Regions from separate parts of the Mus musculus genome. Here region 2 is linked to region 1. The links are chromatin loops, found by intact Hi-C in ENCODE. Cell type or tissue: left cerebral cortex. All regions are shown on one strand. Links, peaks and the distances in the headings refer to the core of each region. The heading gives the core; the rest is flanking DNA.

Evidence for each region. Peaks named below come from ENCODE experiments on the same cell type or tissue, not always from the same donor. Only the 100,000 strongest peaks of a DNase experiment are listed, where the experiment ranks them.
Region 2: it touches region 1 in a loop (4-fold over the local background); 2 of 42 quality-filtered maps call a loop at or near these places.

The regions. Positions count from the first base shown.
Region 1 is chr5:111,784,212-111,796,810 of GRCm38, reverse strand. Gm36535 (a long non-coding RNA gene) reads right to left here and starts at 3,444. Exons shown (of 2, transcript XR_003955955.1): 1 at 3,321-3,444. In left cerebral cortex, for the core only: no CTCF peak of the experiment used is centred there; a DNase peak (open chromatin) is centred at 5,477; H3K27ac peaks cover 773 bases.
Region 2 is chr5:111,713,641-111,726,239 of GRCm38, reverse strand. No RefSeq gene overlaps it. Among named protein-coding and RNA genes, the nearest start is that of Gm36481, 12 kb to the right of the region's middle. In left cerebral cortex, for the core only: no CTCF peak of the experiment used is centred there; DNase peaks (open chromatin) are centred at 5,307 and 7,023.

The sequences.
Region 1 (12,599 bases), core at 2,302-10,301:
GAAGTGATCTTTCCAGCTGACTCCCACAGTCTGGTGTGAGTGGTCCTGTTAACACCACCATTGGAAGAAATGAAGCCACTGAGGCCCAGGGAGGTTGAGGAGACTCGCACCCCTTCCCCTAACAGCCAGAGTTCAGACCTGTATCCAAGTAAGTCAGCTCCATAATCCTGCAGAGGAGATGCCATTGAACATATGGGGGAAGCGAGGTCATATGTGTCCAAAGGGAGCAGGACAAAGGAAGACAGACAGACAGACAGACAGACAGACAGACAGACAGACAGGGCAGAGTTAAGGATGAGGGAGAAATGGGAAGAAGAGCCTACCTCACAGGTGCTGTGGGGTGTGAGCTAGGTGACTGGCTCAGGATAAAGAGAAAAGAGAAGCAGGAGACAGCATGACAGAGGCAGTGACAGGCAGTGGGGCATGCACTTGGGAGGTTGGGGACCACCCATCAGCAGGCTAACTGTGAGAGGCTGAGGAGAACTAGTGAAATTCCAGTGATTCAGAAGAGCTAACTAACCTGGTGCTTGCTACAGAGCTGGGAAAGGAAGGCATGAGAGCAGGGACAGCCAGAGAGAGTCCAGCACATAGCCTCTCTATCCCTCCTCTGTCTCCTCAGGTTCCCCATTGTGGGGTTGGGCTGAACACCTGGATGCAGAGCTCAGCATAGCACTCCTGATAGTGTGGTAGATGCTTGCCCACACCGCCGTCAATGGCAGGTGAAGAAAACATGTATGTATGTGTGTGTGTGTGTGTGTGTGTGTGTGTGTGTGTGTGTGTAGGGCTGAGGTCTGCTCTCCAGCTAAAAGTCATCCAGATGTCACACGACAGTGGGAAAGTTTTGGACCGGTCTTGACAGGCCAAGCAAAGGGTGGAAATTTGAGACCCTGAAGTTCAGCCAAAGTGAAATGCATATATATGCATCCCATACTGCTAGGGTTCCAGTGAGCCCCAGGGATGCTGTAATCTCTCCCTCCCTCTCCCCCTCCCCTCTTTCTCTCTCCAGACACAAAATTATTAAGCTCTTCCTTATGTGTTATCCCCCAAAAAAACTTGTCCTGAAGTCACCTCACCTTCACTGTCCCGTGACACATAATCATCCCGGGAGCCCTGTGTTCCACCTATGCTTCAAGCCAATGACCTCAGCCTGGGTCACCAGACGCTTTGAGTTTGCACCCCTGGTTTTAAAAATCTAGAACAGTCCCTGCCCAATCTGACTGCCCAGCTTGCCCTGAAGATGTTGCCTCTTCCTCCTGAGCCCTGAGAGTTTCGACATGTCACTACTCTTCGTGGCTTTCACGTGGATGCTCGGGGTCCAAATTTCAGACTTCACGCTAGTAATTATCTACTGGGCTGTGTCCTAACACCCATCTATCTGATTTTTTAGACAAAGCCTTGCACTGAACCTGAAGCCCACTGATTTGGCTGAAAATAGAGAAGGAGGGGGAGAAGAGGAGGAGGAGAAAGAAGGAGAGGAGGAGAGAAGAAGGGAGGGAAGAGTGGAGGGGAGGAAAAGGGAGAAGAGAAGGGAGGAAGGGAGGGGAGGAGAGGATGGAGAGGAGAAGGGAGGAGGGGAGGGGGAGGAGAAAGGAGAAGAGGAAGGAAATGAGGTGGAGGTAGTGGGAAAGGAGGAGGAGGGAGAGAAGAGAGGAAAGGAGGAGGTGGTGGTGGTAGAAGAAGAGACAGCCACCTCCACTTTATGGAGAAAGTCTCCAAAGCTTTCTGAGTGGCCTTTTAAAATTAGAGGGAGAACAGCAGAGACCTCTTCAGCATCCAGGAAGAATGCAAGTCCCTGGGAAGATAGCGCCTGGGAAGGGGTGTGCTTGTCACGCATCAAGGGACGAAAACCTTCCAATGCAGAAGCCTAAGCGCAATGACAAAGGGACCTGATGGAGCCACTTAACCACGTAGTCAGGGGTTGGGAATGTGTGTGCGTGTGGAAACTAGGTGCACTAAAGCTGAAGACATGTCTTTGTTTTCAGAAAGGTCATATCCCACAGTGTGAGTTATAAACCTTACTGCGAATGAGGAGAGTCAGTGCAGACACTTCCAAGAAAAGAACTCAAGGCCCAGTGTGGCCACTGGTATCTATCTCTAGGTGAGTCCCCGTACTGGAACTGGGTGACCAAATCTCATCCCTCTGGGTCATACCTCTCTACACTGCCTGTATGTTAGCCAGATCCTCAGGATCCTGGGAGGATCATCTAGTGGGTTGGTGGTCCGGGAGACTAGAGACGGACCAAGGTGTGAACGCTTCAGCCTGGAATAGGGGCTTCAGGGCATCTCACATCTTGAGGAAATAAAGCCAGAGCCACGGATCAGATAAGTGGAGAAGAAAATAGTGTTGTGAAGCAGGGAGATCTGGGTGAGCATTTCCCCTCACTGGTAGACGAGACGGGAAACAACTGGCCAGAGGCCAGCTCCTTCTGATAAATGGTATCTCACAGCCTAGGAGTCCCTGGGGCACTTGGCAATGGAGAGCCATTGGGGGCATTGGGGAGAAACTCCAAAATGGAATAGTGTCCCTGGGATTTAGAGATGTTGGCTAGTGGGGAAACCCTGGCCTTGGGCAGACCCTCAGGGCAACCAATCGAGGAAACCATGAGGTTTTCAGGATGATGATGCTTGTCCATGTGTCTGTCCAGCCTAGGAACAGCAGGGCTGTGCTCAAGGGCAGCATACCCTGGCCATGGAAGCTGTCTGTACCCACAATGCCTGCCTCCAAAGACAGCAAGAAGGAAAGACAGACAGAGAAGCAGATACCTGTGTTTGGACTCAGTACACTCAGGTCCCACCTCTGTGTGATCTTGGAAGTCTCTGCACCTCTTGAAGTCCTTTTTGATCCCTAGACAGTGGATCTGGCAATGGGTGGCCCCGAGAAACTGCCTTGAGCCGGACACAGCAGGTTCCACGCCCTCAGATACAAGGGGGATGGATCCTGTGTGACTGCACTGCCGGTCAAAGTTGCAGCAATTTAACTTGTGTGGGGGCACTCTGTGACCTGCACACAGGGATGAAATCACCTCCTCCCATTTCCCAGGCAGAGTCTGTGGTGATGACATCTAACTGCACAAGCCCTTCGCTATCCATCCTGAAGGTCCAAAGGGTGGAAGAGAAGGGGTTGAAGGGTCTGGAAGATAGCCTTGACAAAGCCTCCGGAACAAGCTAGACATTTCAAAAGACATCAATATGTGTGTCACAGCCAAGGAGATCTTCCAGGCAGGCACAGCCCAACAATGAGCCCCCCATCCCACACCCCTGATCCAAACTCAAAACATGGCGCACACACACAAGCACACACACACACAAATCACACCCACCTGGTACTTAACTCTGAAAACACATTCACTCTGAGTTGCTCAGGAGGCCTCCGTCCAGGCTGGAAGACTGTCTAGGCTACAGCCAGTCCTTAGCTCAATAATCAGTGTCTCATACAGGAAGCCTACATTCAGTCCCAGGAGCACAGATAAGAAAGCAATAGCCACACCCATTCATTTGCATAGTGTTTTGCCTTCCCCTAATCCAACTTCAAAGTTCCTTAATCTAGAGCAGTGGTTCTCAACCAGTGGGTCCTGACCCCTTTGAAGGTCAAATGACCCTTTTGTAGGGATCTCCTAAGATCGTCGGAAAACACAGATAACAGTAGAAAGTTGCAGTTATGAAGTAGCAATAAAAGTAATTTTATGGTTGGAGGTCATTAAAGGATCACAACAGCGTCAGGAAGCTTGAGACACACGGGTCTAGAGTCATAATAAGCACACTCCTGTTCTTTGGTATACACGCTGGGGAACTGGGCACCGGGCACAGGGCTCTGTGAGCCTGCTAGAGCCCGGAGGAACAAGTCGAGCTCTTGCGCATGTGCTGGCGCACGCGCTGTCTCTAGAGAGTCGGTGGGGTACAACAGGAGTCACACGGGGACAAATTTGAAGATAAGTTCAATTTGGCCTCGAAGCCTTTCTTCTCACCCTCTTCTGAAGGAGAATGGGGTGGGTCACGTTGGAAGATGTAAGCTGCATTTTTCTCTTGCTACTCAAATTCACCCAGAAGCATTCAAGGTCATGGTTCTCCCTTTCCACAAGCTTGCACAGTCAGGATTAACACACACACACACACACACACACACACACACACGCATACACACATACAGGAGACTGCCACGAGGCAGAAATGTCCACGCCCCAAGGTCACAAGGTCCCATGAAAGCAAACCTCACCCAGAGCAGGCCTCAGTCCCCAGTCACAGATTAAGACATCAGATGGGAGCAGAATAGCCCAGTCCCGAAATGTAAGATTCTACCACATCTCCTCCACACAAGGTGGCCTCAGGAGGTCTGATACAGGATTAATGAATCAGAAGGAAGCAATTTCAAGGGACTATGCAAAGCTCACTGCCTTAAGACAGAAGGTTTTGTGCTGATACGTCCCCCTTGTAAGAATCAAAAGCCATTTCTCTGAGCACAAGACCTCAAGTGCCCTGCAGTTCGTGGCGTGCAGCCTACCCTGGGCCAGGAAGATCTAGTTCTGGGGGAGTCTGTGCTAAGGAAGGACAGAGAAAGCAAGACTTTCCTTCTCTTCAGGTACTGGGCCTCTGCTTCTCAGGAGAAAGGAGTGATGGAGAGCGGGTTTAGCTACACAGGCTCCTCACTGCCATGGGTCTAATAAAACAAACCCCAGTCAAACGAGGAGCATATTTCACAGAACGGGAGGAAGTCCGTGGGCACTCCTGCCTGGCATGTGACCCTCTGTTTATGCTCGGCCAGAGAGTTCCATACATCACAGAGCAGTTATGCGCTGCTTAAGTGGCCTCTGGGGTGGGAGGGACAGGAAGAAAAATTCAGGCCTGAACCTTATTCCTGTGTCTCCACTGCCTGATTCTTTGGAAAAGCCACTGGGTGTCTACAGGATAGGAACCCCACCCCCTGCCAAGCTTTCTGAAGGCTATGGGCCGTGGTGTGAACCCCACAGCCTCCCACAGCCTCAGTTTCCCTGTCTAAGAGTAAATGGATCCTTTTCAAGATGGAGATGCAGAATTTGGGAGGCCCTGAGTGGTGTCTAGGCGAGTTTGGGGAGAAACTGGCTCAAGAGACTGCCGGATTTCTCCGTTATATCACAGGGGGTCTGCACATTCAGGGGTGTACAGACTGTTTGCACACACATACCCTAAAACTCATGCACACATATGCACATGTGAACGTGCTTACGGGCTCAGCAAGCGGGATGGTGCACATCATCAGACAGACGTCAAACTGGAAGCTCCTACAGGAAGAGACAAAGACTATATATAGCAGTCCTGTTAAAATCCCAGCACCCATCCCACCCCCACGACACCCAACCTCCCTCCCCTCCCCTGCCCGCTTCTCTCCCATAACACTTAGCACCTTCTAGCGTATTCTATAGCGTGTTATTTATAACTACTGTGTTCCATGGGGCTGTGAAATCAGGCTGGAAGGGAAGACCTGGTGCTATATTTCAACAACTGGGGGAGGCGGGGAGGGGTGTGTCTTCCTCTTGACCCATACACTCTCCCAGAAGGAAATCCCAAAATAAATGGGTACTAGCCAAGCTGGAAAAGCCATAGGAAGGTGTTAGAACACTGGGGTAGCTGGCAGAAGGAAGACATGGGTTCCAGGCAAATCTGTGGGCAGCTGCAACACCTCAGCAAATAGCCCCTTCAGCTTGAGTGTGTGTGCATTTAATGAGGCAGGAGAGGAGGATCTATACCAGCCAGGCTGGCTAGAGCAGCCAAGGCAGGGGCTATATATGGTTCTGTCGCCACCCAAGAGAAGCCTATGAATACTCCCATTTCAGAGATGAAGGAACTGAGGCAGGTTTGAGATCAACTCAAACCCAGGCCTGTTCAAGCTAAGTCCGTGTCAGCCCCTGCCGAGACACGTTCAGTCCCCAGCCACCCTTGGCCATACCGATCTGTACGGCTGCTTGCTTGTGTTCAGACTCCTCGGTGTCTGGGTTGGCAGAGGTCCGGGTTCTTCGTCACCTGTGGCTGGAGGGGGAGGAGTCCTGATTTAGGACCCTGTCTGGACAGATAGCTGATGGGAGGCAGCCTCCTGGGATTCTTAGGGGAGAGATAAGCACAGTCTCTCTGGCATTCCTGGCCGGTGAGGCGTAGGGGAGGCGATGGTGAGGAATGTTTGCAGCTTCCTGCTCACCCAAGCCCTTGCAGGAGTGGCCTCCTGAGGACCCCCAGACCAGCAGCAACTCCTTACTCCAGGTTAGCTTAACCTGCCTCACTGCAGACACAGAGGCCTAGAAGCTGGGCTGATCATCACAGATAGCCCTGGGAGAATCCCTCCTCTCCCAGGACTGGGGTGTTGCTAATCAGCCAGATAGACCTTGTCCCTTCCCACGTATGAATGTGAGAATAACCCTCCCTCCGTGGTCCAGAGCCTCTCTCAAACCTTTGGCTGACCTCAGCCCTCTTCTACCTACAGCCTTCCATGGCTTGCTATGGCTTCCGGTTGACTCCAGTTCTTGCTTCCAGGAAGCCTGCCTTCTGCTCAGGTTCCAATTATGGCTGGCACGGGAAAAGAGGGGAGGGTTCTGAAATACCACGGTTATTTCTAATTTATAGATAAGGAAAGTAAAGAGGAGAGAAGGTAAATAAACTTCCAGAGGTCACAGTGCTGGTCAGGGTCAGATCAGGGAAGGTGGGTTCCAAAGTCCCCATTATCGTCATCAACTACAAAGTGTTGAGGGTCAGGCTACTGAGGAGGCTGGGAGCAATACACCCATGCTGGAGACTGATGCCCCCCAGTTTCCTCCACTCCATCCTCCAGCCCTGCACCTCCCTTTGATGTTGAAACCTCCATGACCTAAGCAGGCCTCTGCCACCCTCACAGCCTCAACTTTCCCCTCTGCAAAGGGCCATCTATTTGCAGCCGGCATGTTTGCTGAGGACATAAAAGGGACAATAGCAGGAGCCCACACAGACACATTGTCTGTTTCTAAAACACCAAAAAGAGTGTCTTCCCTCCGCTGATCACAAGCTTCTCTGTACCAGAGTTCTTGATCCTGAATGAAGTGCATGACTCTCTCTCCTCAGAGGTGAGGGGTTCTGGGCTGCTGTGTTTAACCTTAAAAAGTTCCTACTCCCCTTCCTCTGAGTTTTCACTCCCAAGTGCCCAGAGATTTTACACATACACACACACACACAACACTTACATAGAACATGCATGCAGGCACACACAAACATATACACATGCCACACATCACACACACACACACACACACACTATATACCACACATAACACACACATACATACAACACACACAACACACCACATACCACACAACACACACCATACCACACACATGCACACCATACAACACATAAAATATTCATACATATACACATACCACATACACACAAACACCATACACATACACAGAAGCACAGGCATGCATGTACACACAAAAATACACACACACACACCATAATATACATACACATAACATGCACATACATTCAACACACACAACATACAACACATACACAACACAATACATACTATATCAAATACACACACACAGACCACATCACACACGAGTACACACAGCACACACCCCACAGGTCACCACAGGGTACTTGTTCACCAATAATGCTTAGGCCAGCTATTCACACTAAGGCAGGACCTGGAGCTGGCCCTAGGCTCTGCACACTGCCAGCCTAGCCTGTTGTATTGGCCTGGCTCCTCGAACCAGTCTCTTCCTCCTGCCTCTCAATTCAGTGCCTGGAGGGCATGGCTTCCTCTCTGCCAGTTATTTTTGCACAAATAAGATTTGTGTTCTCAGGCCCCATCCTAAGGAAGGGAGTTATGTGTGCAGCCCATTAGTGGCAGCTTCACAGCAGCAAAGTGAAGAAGGACCAGCAAGACTCCTAGAAAGGAGTACATCTCATCTTGGAGAGGGACAGGGAGTAAGAGGGAGAACAGGAAGAGAAGAAACAAGAGGAAGGGAGAAGGGAAAGGAGAGAGGACAGGAGGAGAGGGAGAAGAGAAAGATGAGAAGGAAGAAGAAGGGAGGAGGGAGAGGAGGAAGGACAGGAAGGAGAGGGAGAAGAAGAGGAGAAGGAAGAAGAAGAGGAGGGGAGGAGAGAGATGAGGGAGGGTAAGGAAGGAGAGGAAGAAGAGGAGAAGGAAAAGGAAGAGAAGAAAGAAGAGGAGAAGGAAGAGGAAGAGGAAGGGAAGAGGGAGAACAAAGAGAAGAGGGAGGAGGGGAAGAGGGGGAAGGAGAGGGGATACATTTGTGTGGCTATTGGGACTCAAGGACCTAGGTGGGAGGCAGGACTTTGCACCACAGCTGGTGCACAGGGGACATGGTATATATGACTAAGGAACAGAGATGAGTCAGGAGGCAGAGAAGGCCCTTGGGGCCAATGTGCACAGCTGAAAAGCCACACAGAGGTCCCTTCTCTGGCAAATCCACTCAGTGTCTTCTATGCCCCTGCTGTACAGCCTCTTCAGGCAAAGACAATGAGACTGTTCCCTAGGACTCTGAGCTCTTCTGGTTGCCACTTCACACTATCACACAGCCGTGTCATGCCAGAGCCTCAGATTCTCCCTTCTAAAAGGCAGGAACGTGTGGCCAGTCAGAATGCTCAGAGTAACTGTGTGCTTCTTTAAGGGGATCAGCGAGCCACTCCCAGGAACCAAGTGGTCTGAGATCCAGAAGATGACAACCCAAGGAACTAACCAAGTTCACATTGAAGATCCAAAACCGTGGTTCCAGATTAAAGACAATGAAAGAAGAAATGCATTTCAGGTTTTCAGTGGCTTGCATGGCCCTTGGCTGGGAAGCATGAGGATCTGGTCTAGACCTCTACAAAGCACAGCAACTTGCCTAGAGTTCATAGGGTGGGTAGTGGGAGAGCTCTACTGGAGATGTACCCCATGAGGGTGTGGTGCACGGTAGGGTGTGGTTCACAAGGAGCTGTGGTCCACGAGAGACCGTGGTCCACAGGGAGATGATGTTCACAAGGGATGTATATCCAAAGAAGAATGTGATCCACTGTGTAAGCATGCCTTTTTTCCAACCTACTCTAACCTCTCCTCCAGCCCACCACCCACCAGAGATAGTGGAAGAGAAAAGTTATCAGGACATGGGAGAAGTAGGCCTTTTTGAAAATAGTTCTTAGCGGGCAAGTCCAATCTTTGTTGTCAGGATAGCAGCAGTTCAGCTTCCATGGCAAACACCAAATAGGATTCCACAGCTGCAGTCCAGTCCACTTGGCAGTCACCACATATGAAGCAGCAAGGGCAGGTTAACCTAGAAGACGCCACATGGCTCACCAACCTGCCCAAGGCCATGGAAGTGGCAAGAAGCCACACGGCCCTCACCAGAAGTTCTTTGGTGAGTGTCTCTCTCACAAGCAGAGCTCAGCAACACAATGTAAGGCAAACCAGTACATGCCAGTCGTTAGAGAAGAGTAGGGAGGCAGAGCAAAGCAAGCCAATGCTCAGTGCCGGTCTCCCACTGTCTGTGGGGTCATAGTTATATGCCTTCATCACACATTCTTTCACATGTCTGCTATAACAAACCATCCTTTCACCTGTATCTGCTTTAGCAACACATCCTTTCACCTGTGTGCCCGAAAAATCATCCTTTAACACAACTGACTTTCCAAAGAAACCAGACGTTTCCACTTTACTACACAGAGATGGGGTTCACAGAATGATGTGGTCCACAAAGCAATGCACTTCACAGGGCATGTGTGCCAAAGGGAGATGTGGGCCACAAAGAGGAAGGTCCACAGGGGGTTGTGGTCCATAGGGAGATGTGGTCCACAGGAGGATGTGGTCTGTAGACACATCCATCCACCCCCTATCCATCCACCCACCTACCTGTCCATTCATCCATCCATTCATCCATCTGTCCATCCATTCATTCACCTACCACCCGCCTGTCCTTCCATCCATCCATCCATCCATCCATCCATCCATCCATCCATCATCCAACCATACATCCACCTACCCACCCACCTGTCCATCCCTCCATCCAGCCTTCTACCCTTCCATCCACCCACCCACCTGTCCATCCATCCATCCACCCACCTACCTACCTACCCATCCATCCATCCACCCACCTACCTACCTACCCATCCATCCACCTACCCACCTGTCCATCCATCTGTCCACCCACCTACCCATCCATTCACCTACCCATCCATTCACCTACCCATCCATCCATCCATCCATCCATCCCTCTACATATCCATCCACCTACCCACCCACCTGTCCATCCCTCCATCCAGCCTTCTACCCATCCATCCACCCACCCACCTGTCCATCCATCCATCCACCCACCTACCTACCTACCCATCCATCCATCCACCCACCTACCTACCTACCCATCCATCCATCCACCCACCTACCTACCTACCCATCCATCCACCTACCCACCTGTCCATCCATCTGTCCACCCACCTACCCATCCATTCACCTACCCATCCATTCACCTACCCATCCATCCATCCATCCCTCTACATATCCATCCACCTACCCACCCACCTGTCCATCCATCCATCCATCCATCCATCCATCCATCCATCCATCTATCCAATATATTCAGGTATCCACATAGTCCACCACTCAAGCCATTCTTTCTAATTTCATGTGAGGAAACAACACATCTCTTCCCCTTGACGATGCTGGGTCTCTTCCACATCCCATCTAGTTTGCATCTTGTGGAGCACTCCCTCTGTGCCAGGGATCACTCTGGGCTATGGAGAAGCAGGGGGTGCCAGGTATAGCAAGGAATACATGCTGAGGATGATGTCATCAAAGTTTGGGGGAAACACATTATCAGGAGGAGAGGAATGGCAAGGAGAGACAAGTTACTTGATGCTTTAGCATGAGGGTTGTCTCTTAAAGGGTAGCACATGAGCAAAATGGATGATGACAGCAGAGACTTGGGCTTGTCAGTCTTTCAGCAAGTAGTTTCAGAAAAGCCTCACCACACTGTTTAGCACATGATTGGATAGAGGGGGAGTGGATGGGTAGATGGGTGGATGGATGGATGGATGGATGGATGGATGGATAAGTGGGTGGGAAATAGATGGGTGGGTTGATGGATGAATGGATGGACTTATAAATAAGTGGGCAGGCAGGATGGATGGATGGATGGATGGACTGATAAATATGTAACCATTTGTAATGGGATCTGATGCCCTCTTCTGGTGTGTCTGAAGACAATTATGGTGTACTCATATACATATGTACTCATAGTCTGGGTACTAACCATATCTCTCCTAGCTGTGGAGTCCTGTACCTGGTGCTTCAGCTTCCTGGGCCACCGGGTCTTCAGTAGTTATGTGGACATGGTTGTGAACTGGCCACACACTCTCCTTGTGAAAGCTCTTGGTCATATGCATAAAATAAATAAATAAATAAATAAATAATTCCTTTTAACAAGAATTTAAAAATATGTGGGTGGGTGGATAGATGGATGGGTAAGTGGGTGGGTAAATATAGAAGTGGATAGATGGATGGATGGACAGACAGATTGTGTGTGTGTGTGCGTGTGTGTATGTGTGTGTGTGTGTGCATAGATGGGTAAATAGATGGGTAAATGGATAGTTGGAAGGGTGGATACGTTGGTAGATGGGTCAGTATACAGACAGGTGAGTGGATAAGTGGAGGAATGTATAGATAAAGGTATATATTGGTGGATAGAAGATTTCAGGCCAAGACCAGTGGAAAATTATGCTTTGACAGCTTTTGTTGCTGCTGACAGTTTTAACCAGCAACTTAGGGAAGGCCAGGTGTGCTTCGGGTCAGGGTTTTGGAGGGCCCTGTCCTCAGCTTATCGTTTCCATGTTTGGCCTTGTGACAAAGCTGTCCCTCACAGTAGCAAGAACAGGCCATTATCCCTACAGCATCCAGGAGCAGATTGGAAGCCCAAAGCCTGCACTAAAGATTTCTCCCTTTCCCTCTTTATGGCTCCAGCCTGCTGCCCACGTTCTCAGGATCATAGGATATCCCTCCCAGGTCACCTCTTAGGAGATGCTTTACATACACACCCTGAGGTGTGCTTTGTAGTTCCTGAGGTACCTCAGTGGCCGACTCAACAAGACCGCCCGTCTCCAGCTCTATCTGGCAGTGGGTTTTATTGGGGAATTCATTGGCACGTGTCTATAGCCGTGCTTGGTAGGGAAGACATTCTGAAGCTGTTGAGTGATCTCACTAAAGTGCTTATGAGACTAGAGAGTAGGTAGAGTAGGGGGATTGCAGGGGTCAGAGCAGGGCTCTGTAATTTTGATTGCTAGCCTGGTAGGGTGTAGAATAATCGTGGAAGCAAACTTTTGGGTGTGTCTGTAAATGCCTTTTCTAGACTAGAAAAGACTAAATGAGATGGGAGACACCCCCCTTCAATGTGGGCAATACCACTGGGGTGTACACAGAGTAGAGTGCCTCTCTCTGCCATGTGACTGTATAAGCAATGTGACCTGTGATCTTTCTCCTCACTCTCCTGCTGCCACACCTTCTCTGCCCAACTTCATTAGACTGAATCACAACAACCCCTTTTTTCCTAAGATGCTTTGTTAGGGGTTGTCTTAGTCAGGGTTTCTATTCCTGCACAAACAT
Region 2 (12,599 bases), core at 2,758-10,757, 71 kb after region 1:
GTGGATGTCATTAGAGGAAAAGGCAGCTTGGGCCAACAGGCAAGAGACACTTGTGTTGCCAGAAATGACAGAGTCCAGGACACCCTCCTTAGAAGTCTCAGGAGAGCAAGGTCCATCCACACCTTTAAACCTTGAGTTCCAGAAATTCGGGAAACACATTCCTGCCTGTGCTGAGGAATTTCCTTATAAAGCCTTAAGACACAAATGCAGAATGACGGCTGACGGATGTGACCTGAGGACTGGGGGACCTAGGAGCCTCCCAGAGTCCCCCTTGGTTGTCGTGTGGCCAATTCCAACAAAGTGGCCTCTGTTGGCTCAAATGAACGGGGCAGAGGAGACAAGGAAGTGAGGATATGAGTGCCCAGATCAACCTCCTGTCTAACCTTAGCGAATGCCATCTCCTCGAGGTCTGGACACAATCGCGCGGGCCCCTGGCAGTCAGTCCTTTTCATCATGTGAGGTCTGCAGCCCTGAGCAACAGACTCATTCAGAGCCTCAAATAGCCTTCAGCTCCCAGAGCCTCCGACTTGCCAAGGCTGCATAGATACAGCCAGACCCTCCACAAGTCCCCTCACCCCACTGCCCAGGTGCTGCCTGGCCAACCTGCTCCTCCTCGGGGCTGCACCCGGGAGCTCACTGCAGACTCTTCATCTTCAAGGAAACAGAAAGCACACTCTTCACCCACTATAACTTCCCAAACAAACTGGATTCCTATAACCATAAAACAAAGCCCAAATGAGCTGGCCCTGGCCCAGGAGGGAAGGCGGGAGGAACCCGGGTGCCGGAGGGGCTGTTAGTTGCCAGGCTGGCTGCACGGATTTCGACACCTCAGCCTTGCAGTCGCTTAATATTCCAATGAGCACCCGAGCAAGGCATTAGGAGCGAAGGAGTGCATGAACGCCCTCAGAGCTGGGGGAATATTACTCACCAGGTCACGGTCGGCTGCATAAAATACAACCCTCATATATCATTATAACTGCCAGCCAGCGACAGTTATAATTGAGACGGCAATAACTAGGAGAGAGTTCTTTAATTTAACATCCAATTATTACAAGTTATCACTTCTTAATAAATGTAATATAACAGACAATCAATGTTGCATGCGACGGCCCAGACTGCAATGGGACGGGAAATTTATATCCTGGGGAAAGAAAAAATATACTGTGTGTAGTGTGCGTGCGTGCGTGCATGCATGCATGTGCGTGCGTGCGTGCATGTGTCTGTGTGAGTGCTTCGGCTTTCTAGTCTGTAGAGCTGTGAGTGTGCCAGCTATCTGGCTATAAATAGCTGGGTTTGCCTAGGCAGCTAGCATCTCCACATTTGCATATGTACAATAGCCCCAGGCCAAGGGAACGGGAAGAATGAGAAAGGGGAAGAGATTTCTTCTCAGGGCTGCAGGCTCCTCAGAGGAGCTGCAAGGGGCAGCAGGGCCCAGCGGGCACAGGGCCCAGGGTGGCAGCTGGGACAATTACTCTGAGCCTTAACCAGGCCGAGCAAGTTTTTTTTTTTTTTTTTTTGGATTTAAATGTTGGGGTTCTTTTTCTGTTGTGTGTTTCTTCTGTTGGCCAGAGAGAAAAGGAGCCCTTTATGAGTGAGCAGCCTGGCACCTCTTTGTATAGTAGAAGCATCGGTGCATCCAGCACCCCCATAAATGAATACAAATGACCGGCACCCTAGGAAGGATCCCATGTCTTGTGGCTAAACTTCCACGGGCTTGTCTTCCACTGGATGGCAAAGCTCTGACTCTTTCCCTTAGACTCCTGTGCCATTGTTGGCCCCCTTGTTATAGAAACATGCTCATTTGTATATCCATCCACATGACTGATTTCACCGGGAATACCTGCCATTCTTGACATCTCCACTCTCCAGTGAGTAGGGTTGCTTTAGTCTGGGGACACTGGACACAGGGTACTGCTGTATGTATTTGGGGACTGTGGGGGCTTCCCCACATTCTTGGTGAATACCAAGAATGAGCCCTGGGGATCACTCAGGGTCCAAACATTTCTGCTTCGGTTCTAACAAATGACTACTTTTGCCAGTTTTCCTATCTATCGGCTGTGTTCCGGTTGCTCTGTTTTCTTTGCCAACATTTGGTGCTGTCAGGTTTATTGGCTTTAGCCACTCCAGGGGGCACACAGTGGGAACCTATGCCAGAGGACACACAGTGGGAACCCATGCCAGAGAACGCACAGTGGGAGCTTGCTGTACTCCATCAGCACTTCCCTGAAAGCTTAGGACATTCCTCACTTTAATTTAATGGCTTTCCCTGTTTGTGTGGCTTCCCTGTTAAAGCGTCTGTTTGTTTAATGGTTTGCGTGTTTTCTATTGGGTCCTCTGTTCTGTTCTCCCTCCCACAACCTTAACCACTCTCCCCTTCCTTTCCCTTCTCTGTTAGGGAAGAGGTGGTTATAAATCTTGATAGAATCTATGGGTTATTTCTTGTTCTATGCAATTCAAAATGGTGATCATCTCAAAGGTGGTCTTGATGATCTCTGTGGAGGAGCAGGAGAGCAAAGGGGATATATTTGGTTCACTGGAACTCACTGCCATGGCCCTGTGTGAGGGGAGCTGCCCATCTCCCTCAGTGTCTACACACCCACCTGTGGTCTGGCTCCTCGATGACCACAGGTGACAGAGCTGAATACAAGAGGTGCCGCTCCCAACCCCAAGGAATACAAATCTCCTAAAGAAAACAGAAGATTCTCAGAGAGCTCGAGATTGAGGCAGACTTCTTAAACAAAATCAAAAGTGCAAGAAGTACATGAATAAGAAACCCAACAACATGCTGGGTTGCTGAAAAGACATTTTGCTTCTTCTTTTTTTGTTTTTTGGTTTTTTGAGACAAGGTTTTCTCTGTGTAGCCCTGGCTGTCCTGGAACTCACTTTGTAGACCAGGCTGGCCTCGAACTCAGAAATCCACCTGCCTCCCGAGGGCTGGGATTAAAGGCATGTGCCACCACGCCCAGCTCAACATTTTGCTTCTTAAAAAGACATTTGTTAAGAGAAACTGACAGGCAGGCAGGTCATTTGATCTGGGTCCCTGGTTCTAAACACTTGTATATGCCCCTTCGTTCAGGACAGGTGACAACACACCAAGATTAACCGTGAAGGAAACCTTTGCAGATATGCCTGGAAGCCCTTCCCCACAAGGGGTTCATGGAAGGAATACAGCATGCTCAAGAAAGCTCTTGCTCCAAGCTGGAGAGGGGCAGGTAGTGTGTGAGGGTCTTGAAAGAGCCACCCCACCCCATGCCTCACCCCATGCTTCCTAGGCTCCATCCTCAGCTCATGGGCTAGCTTGCATCTCTGAAGCATTTCCCCTTTATCTGTAAGCCCTCTGTTTGCAGCTTCATGTCTGGTGCATCTCTTTGTCCTGGGGTCAAGCCTAAGCTTAGGTATGCTCTGAGCTCAGACCCTCTGAGCCTTTCCTATTCTTGATCTGCTTGGGCTCTAGCCTTCGCCTGCTTTCTCTATGGGTTTTCTTGCTATTTCTCCGACAGACACTTAAAGGACATGACTGTCTCCAATCTCCCTGCCAGCCTAGTTCTACAGCTAACCCACCCTGTTTAGACCATTAATAACACTGTCCTCGAACTTCCTTCTGGGACCCATTTTTAAATGCTTTTATTAATGAGTCTTCCAGCCCCAAAGGGAGCCTCAAGGTCCTGGTCAGACCTTATTGTCTCAGCTACTCAGAGAATTTCTCTTTTTAAGATTTATTTTTATTATTTTAAGTGTGTGTGTGTGTGTGTGTGTGTGTGTGTGTGTGTGTGTGTGTGTGCACATGAGAACAAAGCTTTCAGAGGCTTCTCCTAAAACTGGAGCCACTGACTTGGTTCTGAGAACCAAACTCAGGCCACCTGCAAGGGCAGCAAAGGTTCATAACCACTGAGCCATCTTGTCTCTCCAGTCCCAGGGAGTCTCTCTTGACTTCATACTGTAAACTCTGTAAACATGCCTGAGGAGCCCCTGTGCTTCTCAAGGGCACCATGAAACCAGGCTGCCATGTGAATAGGCATGAAGGTTATATAGGTTCACAGAGAACACCAGGAAGGCTTCCTGGAGGACATGATTTCAATCTTCTTCAGAGGACCAATAGCAGAGAGAAGCTTAGGCTTGGAGGAGGGAACAAGGTGGTGGGTTCAACCAATGACATCCTTTTTCAGGACATCCTATAGATATGATGAACTTCTACGAACAACAGACTGGTTGCCGTGGGTTATAGGACCCCTCAGAGTCAACCTTGAAGCCAACCGTCTTTGAATCAGAAAAACAGAAGACCAGAGTGGAAAGGCTCTTGCTTCAGGTTATACAGCTGGTTCACAGCCAAGTGTTCGGACGTACACAGAAGTGTTTTCTGGAGTTGGAGAGGCAGTGGGCAACAGAGCAGAGGCCCCAGGCAAGGAAGGAAGGGAGGAAAATAGGACAGGATGGAACTTAAAGCAAGAGCCATACAGAGGAGGCTGACTGAATTCTGCAAAAGACCCCTGCCCGAGGCCATAGCCAGTAACTGACAACCAGTTTCCACTCCAGCAGCCCGGTGTACTGTCAAGAAACTGTATCTGCCCGAAGGAAGAGTCAGCTCTGAGTTGTCCGCAAGGCAGCATGGGCTGGCAGAGTCTTTGAAAGGATTAGGATTTGGGGCACCAACTACATGAGGAATGAGGAACGCTGTTCCATTCACCCCGTAATCCCTGTGACTAACCCTGTGGTGGGAATCAGGGTTGTCCTCCTACAAAGGCTGCCGGCTGCCAGCCCTCAGGGCCTCCTGTGCAAGAGCCTGAGGGAGTGGTGGTGGGCCTGTTGGAGCTATCTGTGCTCACTTGAGCTTCCTAGCACGCATCTCACCCCCTTCCTTCAGCCCCTCTGCAAACCTCCATGTTGAAGAAGGGAAAGGAAGCAGGGGGATGTGGGGAGGGGGGATGACTTCCCTCTTGCCCATGTGATATCTTAGCTGGACTGCAGACAGCTGGGAGTCACCTTGGCATGGTGTCTCCCCAACCCTGTCTTTCTCTCTCTCTCTCTCTCTCTCTCTCTCTCTCTCTCTCTCTCTCTCTCTCTCTCTCTCTCTCTCTCCATTTGGCTTCCTCAGTGGGTGGGGCCATTTGGCTTCCTCAGTGGGTGGGGACCCCACCCTCATTAACAGAAGGCCTCACGTGGCTCCCACCCACCCCCTGACACACATCCAGGGTGTCAGTTCCCACAGCTTGAGCACCCCTCCTCCTGAAGGGAGGCAAGACGTGAGGGGGCTGGGCTCAGCAGCCGGACTGACAGACTGAAGGGCTTACTGCCAAGAGAGGTGCTATCTTCCCGCTCAGCGTCCTGGATTGAGATCTCCAAACACCATCTCCCAACATTTGCCAGATTTCTTTTTTCTTTACCTCAAAGCAAGTGGGGCTCCAGCGTGCATGGGCTATGTGGCCTGCCTGGGATGCAGCCAGCTGTCACATGGAGTGAGAGTGGTCATACATGTAGGCGTTCGGAAGGAGGATAAAGGGAGGTCAAAGCCCGGGGAAGCTGAATGAAGAGATGATGGATAGACAGGTGGAGGGACAGACGAACAGACATGTGAATGGACAGGTGGGTGGATGGACAGGTGGGCAGATGGGCACACAGAGGGGCAGACAAGAGGACAGATGGACAGACATGTGAATGAATTGGTAGATAGATGAATGGATAGATGCACGGAGAAAAGGTTGGTAGTCTTTCCAACCTTTTGTGGCATTTCCACACATATCATCTCTCCCCAGTACCCTGTCTCACACTGGTTTTAATAATCACCTTTGACTCCTGGATTGTGAAGAGCCTTTGTCTCCTGTCTTCAAGCTCTTGAGCTTCACCAAGTTCAGCATGGTGGATGAGCACAGAGGGCTGGGGAGGCAGCCGCAGACACTGGCACCAGTGGGGAATATGAAAGGATGAAGAGAGAAGGTGACAGAAAAGGAGAGAGAAGGAGAAAGTAGGACCATTGGCCTCTAACAATGCAGTGCCCCACATGACGGGAACAAGCGTGCTTTAGAGGTATCATCATCACCCACACAGTCTTCAGCAAGACCTGAAGGGCTATGATGCTCTCTTCTAGCAGGGGCTGGGCTTGGGGGACAGAGGGGTTTTTTGGTTTTTTATTTGGTTTGGTTTTTTTGGTAGCCATATAGAACTTGGGACTGTTCTGAGTCTTTGGGTCTGACTTGAGAATTATCAACTTGTGCATGGAGGGCAGTGGAGTCTGCAGTATGGTCACATGTTTCAGCTGTGTGATTATCTTATACAATGTGACAGAAGGTGGGTATTAGGATAGATGGTGAAGGGAGGGGAGAGAGAGGGAGGGATGGGAAGAAAGGAGATGGGTGGATGGATGGATGGGTGGATGGATGGATGGATGGATGGGTGGGTGGATGGGAAGAAGGCGGGTGATTGGTGGGTGATTGGGTGTGGGATTGGCCTATCTGTCGATGAGTAGATAACTAGACAACTCAATTCACCTTGCCCATGTGCAGTGTTTGGTGACACAAAGGCTGACTAGTGTCAGATCTGAGGCATTGCGTATCTCTGGCCAGCCTGACAGCAGAGCATATGCTATAGGGGTCTCCACTTTCTCCCACTCAGCTCTGGCCCAGGACACATTCAAGGGTACAGGAGACCTTGAGGGCACTGGGGGCCTTACATGGAATGAGAAATACTAGGATATCTTTTACTGATGACACCAGGACTTTGACACAGAGGCAGGAGCGAGCTCAAATTACATGAAGAAATAATGCAAAACAGAATCTGTGCATGAACTCTGCCCAGGGCTCTGCCTGCCCGTTTATTACCTTTTGAACAGAAATGGAAGAAACAAAGACTTTCAGGGTGTCTCCTGTGACTTCCTAGGACTTCAGTAAATCTGTGTCTTCTGCTCACCGCCCCCCAACCCCCCAGAATCAGCCAGATTTCAGTTACCAGGCAAAGAGAAGCCACCCTGTTCTGACAACTTTGGTCAAAGAGAAAGATGAATTCTGGCTAGGTGGCAGTTGCCATGGCAACAGATTCTCAAAGCATTTTCATCCTGAAGTTGCCCCTGCCGGCCCTGGTGACCTTAGGTGTCCCTCAAAGCAGAGTGTAGTGGGAGGCTCAGTATAGGCAGACCTGTTTCTTCCTCTGAAGGGTCCAGATGTTCATCTGACATGTTCATGAAGCATCTGCTCTGGGCCACAAAGGCCAATGACGTGCCAGGTAACACTTTTCTGGGAGCTTTACCCACAGATACCACCGCAAGGGCCCCAAGTCTCGTGTCAATGTCTGGTATGTTTCAAAAGTGTTCCTAAGTGATGACCACTATCCACGTATTACAGGTGAGGAGACAGGCTCAGAGATACCAGGTAGCTTGCTTAAGGACATACAGCAAAGGTGCAACTTATCTAGAGCTGGAGGTTCCAAACACACGGCTACCTTCCACCTGTAACATGCTCTAGCCCAGGAGTGATGGTGTGAACACTCCATTCCAGAGGACAGGTTTGGTGCCAATCTGCTACAAGCACTGGAGAGAGAAGAGAATAACACTTTTACCACCAGCTGTCCCAGCCAGCTCCCTCCATGGTTGCTATGTGAACAAAGTCTGAGTCTTGACAACTTAGGTACAAACTAGAAGAATGAAGTTCAGAGAGGGCAGGTAACCTGCCTAGAGTCACACAGCGACTTGTCAGTGTCACATGGGTATTAAGTGACAGGGCCTGTGTTAGAAGTGTGACCCTGTTGAATGGACCTTATGTGAGGTGACAAGCATATAGATTGCTTTCCTGAGTTTATTTCTTTCCCACTTGACCCCAGAGGATCGAGATAGGCACCTCTGATGGGGATCTTCAGGAGGCCAGAGTGAAGAAAGCCTGTGGCACAAGTCCATGCTGCATGCAAGGGCCTGTCCCCAGGATGTCACAGAAAAGACAAGAGTTGCTATCTATCTCTTACAGGATCCTAAGGCTTAGTCTATGACTCCAGGAGACACAGAGTCTCTGGGAGACATCTCTCTTGGAACTCTGTGAGCAGTTTTGCCAGCTAGGGACAATCCCCGGTGCCCGAAACCTCACTCACAGGCAGTCGGAAGCCCTCCGAGGAGCCACAGCCTTCCCTCCTTAATGTATTCTCAACTAAATTAAAGTCATACTTCATTTTAAATTAAGGGAATTTTTTAAAAAAATAAAATAAAATATCTGCAACGTTTAAATATCATTAGTAATTACATTTTATTTTATTTCAAGCTGGTTGGAAACATTTTATTTCTAATTAGGTACATTTGTTTTTAATATCCAGTTTACTGAATGGAGAGACTTCCTGCAGACGGTAGAGAAGGGGCCTCACAGCCTATCTCACAGGTCTGCCTGGATCACAGAGTCCCCAGGCCACCCTGAACCTCACTCCTTCTGAACTCCAGCCTTGGGATAATTGCCTTCTCCCTATGGTGCCTCAGAGAAGGGAGCAAATTGCCTAACCAATGACCAAGGCCTCCGGGTCTGTCCACAGTTGCACAAGGCATTCTGGGATTTTTTTTAGCATCTCCTCTGCCTGAGGGTGAGCAGGACACAGCCTGAGCCATGCTTTTGGCTCATACTGACCTGGTATTTGGTCAAAGCTGACTCTCCACATGCAGATCCACCTCGTCCCCATGGGGCCCTCTCTTGACTATCTTCTTGATTCTACAATCCCTGGAAATGTCACACGTTTTCAAGGTGTATTTTGTCAATGCTTCTTGACTTCACCTGGCAAAGACCCCAGAGAAAGGTGTGACCCACACACTCAGGTATGTCAATGGGGCAGTGACTGAGGTGGCTGGACCTCACTGGCATCTGGAAGGCAGCCAGCCATGAGAGCTCTGGACCATCGGACACTGCACTGCTGGGCTGTATTCCTGTTAACAGAACAACAGCAGAGTGGAAAGCCTGGGTAGGTTCTTTGCAGATGTATGTGATATTCTTGATCTAACTTAGCCAAATCTACAGATGGAAGAGCCCAGGCCACAGAGGATCAACGAGGTAGAAGGACAGACATATGGACAAATGGATATATAGATATAGGAGCCCACAAAACACATGTACATAGGATCTACTGTAGGAAAGATATTACATTAACTACTATGTGAGCACACACACACACACACAAAGAGAGAGAGACAGAGAGAGAGAGAGAGACAGAGAGAGAGAGAACATGCTGCCAACAAGCTTCTGAGCATGGCACATCCAACCCAATGGTCTTAGAAACCAAAACACCGCTTCACAGCAACATTACAACTGTGAAATACCAACAAAATAAAGTTATACTTGAGGTTCTTTAGACCATTGGAAATATGTGTTTTTCAATGGTCACAGTCTACAGGCATTTTCTTAAATAGTGGTTGATTGCAGAAGGGCCCAACCCATTGTGGGTAGTACTACCCCTGGGCAGGTAGTTCTGGGGGGTATAAGAAAGTAAACTGAGCAAGATGTAGCCAGCACTCATCCATGGCTTCTGGATCAGCTCCTACCTCCAGGTTCATATCCTGACTTCCCTGAATTATGGACTGACTCTATAAGCTGTAAGATGAGGTTAAACCCTTTCCTTGCCAAATTGCTTTTAGTTATGGTGTTTATCACAGAAATAGAAACCTACTGAATACATTCATCATGAGAGAGAGAGTACCTCAGTACAGCGGACTTCACAGCCTACAGGAGAGAGTGGCCCCAACCCCATGCTGTGTTCTCTCTGCTAACTCAAGTTGGAGGAAATTACCCCAAGTCACAGAGCCAGGGAACCAGTCTCCCCTTGCCCTCTTCTTTCTCTGGTAGATGCTAATAATACAGGAACAGCAGCCCAGCAAGTATATGTTCACATACATATCTGTTGTACATGTATGTATGCATGCATGTGCATTGCTAGTGAGTTAGCTTTAAAAGTGCATTCTTGGATGTCTCTTGCATGTTTGGGGTTTATGTGGACCAACTGGCTTCTGTGTGCTGCATAGCTCTTGCGTCAGGGAGGTCCAGCACTCCACAGATGTGAAGGTGTTTGTCTAACATAGGTCGGGGTTGGAGACTGACCTGGAAAGTTCTGTCAGACTTCAGTTGCTCTCTTTCTCAATTGAAAAGACTGATTGGTCCTGTTTTCCTAGAGAACCATTTGGATAAGAAGCTACTAAAAGCAACTGGTCTGAAGGAGTTTTCTGTGTGTGCTAAGGGGGCCAGGGATGCACAGGGAGAGGGTGAGATGAGCCTAACCTGTGCTTCAACAGACGGCTGACCAGGGCTCTTCGGACCATAAGGTATAACAGAGTAGAATATGTATGCTGAGCGTACATAGTTGCAGGTTGTGCCATATACCTGGCCCTCCATACATGGTTCTGCACCTTTGTGTCCAACAGACTTCAGAACGAAAATGTGTGGGGCAAAACCACATCTGTGCTGATGGCATGGGATCTTCCTTCCTCGTTACTACTCAGTCAGAGTAGGGTAACTGCTTCCACAACGTTTTATGTCGAGTTGATACAAGCTAGAGTCATTTTGGAAGAGGGAACCTTAAATGGGAAAATGACTCTGCTAGACTGATCTGTAGGCAAGCCTGTGGTATATTTTCTTGGTTAATTATTGATGTGAGAGGGCTCAACAGATCCACAGTGAGCAGTGCTTACCTACCTCTGGGCTGGTGGTCCTAGATTCTGTAAGAAAGCAGACTGAGCAAGCCATGAGGAGCAAACCAATAAGCAGCACCCCTCCATGGCCTCTGCATTAGTGTCTGCATCCGGGCTCCTGCCCTCACTACCTTAAATGATGAATTATAAACTGTAAGATGAAATACACCCTTCCTTCCCCAATTTGCTTTGGTCCTGATATTTTGTCACAGCAATAGAAACTCTAAGAGAGCTGGTGTCAGGCATGGCATCCAGAGAGGATGCTAACATGTAGACGGATGATTGAGGGTCCTAGGATAATGCCGCGCCATGCACATAAGAGGCTTATGTGTTGGTGAGTCACTTTGTCCACAGAGTGATGGAACCTGGCCCTTCTGAAAGGACAATTCATGTTTGTGAACCAGGCAGTGTGCAGTGAAGAGAGCTTTCCTAAGATCTTTCTTATTCCCCTTTGAAAGCAATTCTTTGGCCAGATTGTAGGGGGAATAAAGTACATTAAAAAGTAGGAAAAACATCAAATTTACCCAAAACTCATCACCAAAAAATAAACAGGCTTTTATTGAGGTTTTTGTTTTGTTTTGCTTTGTTTTTTTAAGTGGTGTTGGTTAGGATTTTTGAACATCCTTTAGATCAGCAGTCACCAAATATACTAAACTCCAAGGTGTGTGTGTTTTAATTCTAAAAAGATTAAAACTCGCTTTGTAAATTAATTAATATGCAATAATAAAAGAAAAACAGTAAGCACAGGGGTTTAACATTCGTGGAGAGTAAATAGGATAGAATGACCTGCATCTTAATCACCAGGAGCAGGCCCTGGGCTCTATGTTCTTACCTGACCTCCACTTTTATGTGTGTGACACCCATGGCCCATCACCCTACCTGTCCCTCTTCCAAGAGTTAGAGTCAGCACTGGCTCTCAGACTCAGGCAAGAGATAACAAGCTGAGCTCTTCAATGCCAGCTAACAGTTACGATGCAGCAGTTGGCTGTCTTTCTTAACTAAAAACAAAACAAAACAACAACAGAACACTGGACACATTGGATATGTCTGTAAGTTCTAGCACTCAGGAAGCTGAGGCAAGCGGCTCGAGAGTTGTACAGCAACCTGGGTCAGATGAATGATAGATAGATAGATAGATAGATAGATAGATAGATAGATAGATAGATAGATAGATAGATAGATATCCTGTCTCAAAAAGAAGTACGGGAGTTTGTGAGTAAGCCTGAAATGACTAAATAGCTCTTTGGCCTCAGGGAAACCAGACCACTCTCTGCACACCACTTCTCCCATTACTTTCTCAGATATCCCTACCACTGCCATCAAGATCCAGGATTGAATGGTTGTATTTCCTTGTTGCCAATGTGGCTTAGTAGCAGGGGTTTAGGGGTGAAATGGGACTCTTAAGCCCTGCACGGTCTCTGTTGGCCTCCAACAATTATCCTGCAAGTTCCCAAGTTTCAGTGTTGAGAATAGGAAAAAAAACACTGAGATCCAGTAGTGGCTGACTTTAAATGCACAAGTACACAAGCTCCTGTGATTTGAACATGATCTCCTTGACCATGGACCAGTTGCTGCTTGTTTGGGGTTACAACCAGGGAAATCTTGTACTGCTGTGGAGCACACTCATTGAGAGGATATTATTTTTAAAATATTTTCATGCCCACTGCTTCTCACTGGACACATAAAAGCACCTGTGGTGTAGGGAGAAAGAATATTGCACAGGCCTGACCTATGGAATGGCATCGCCCACTGCAAATCCCTTCCCATCTCCGTGGCTATACAGGTAGACCTCAGTGGTCTCTCATCTCTTCACAACATATCTCTGGCACTTACTCATCTCCCACTTTTAGCCACAAAAAATCTAGGGGCCGAGAACATCCATAGAGAAGTCATACATGGCTCCTGCAGGGACAGGCCTGTCTGCCCGAAGGGTGGTCAGGGTCATCACAGGACACTGATATTTCAA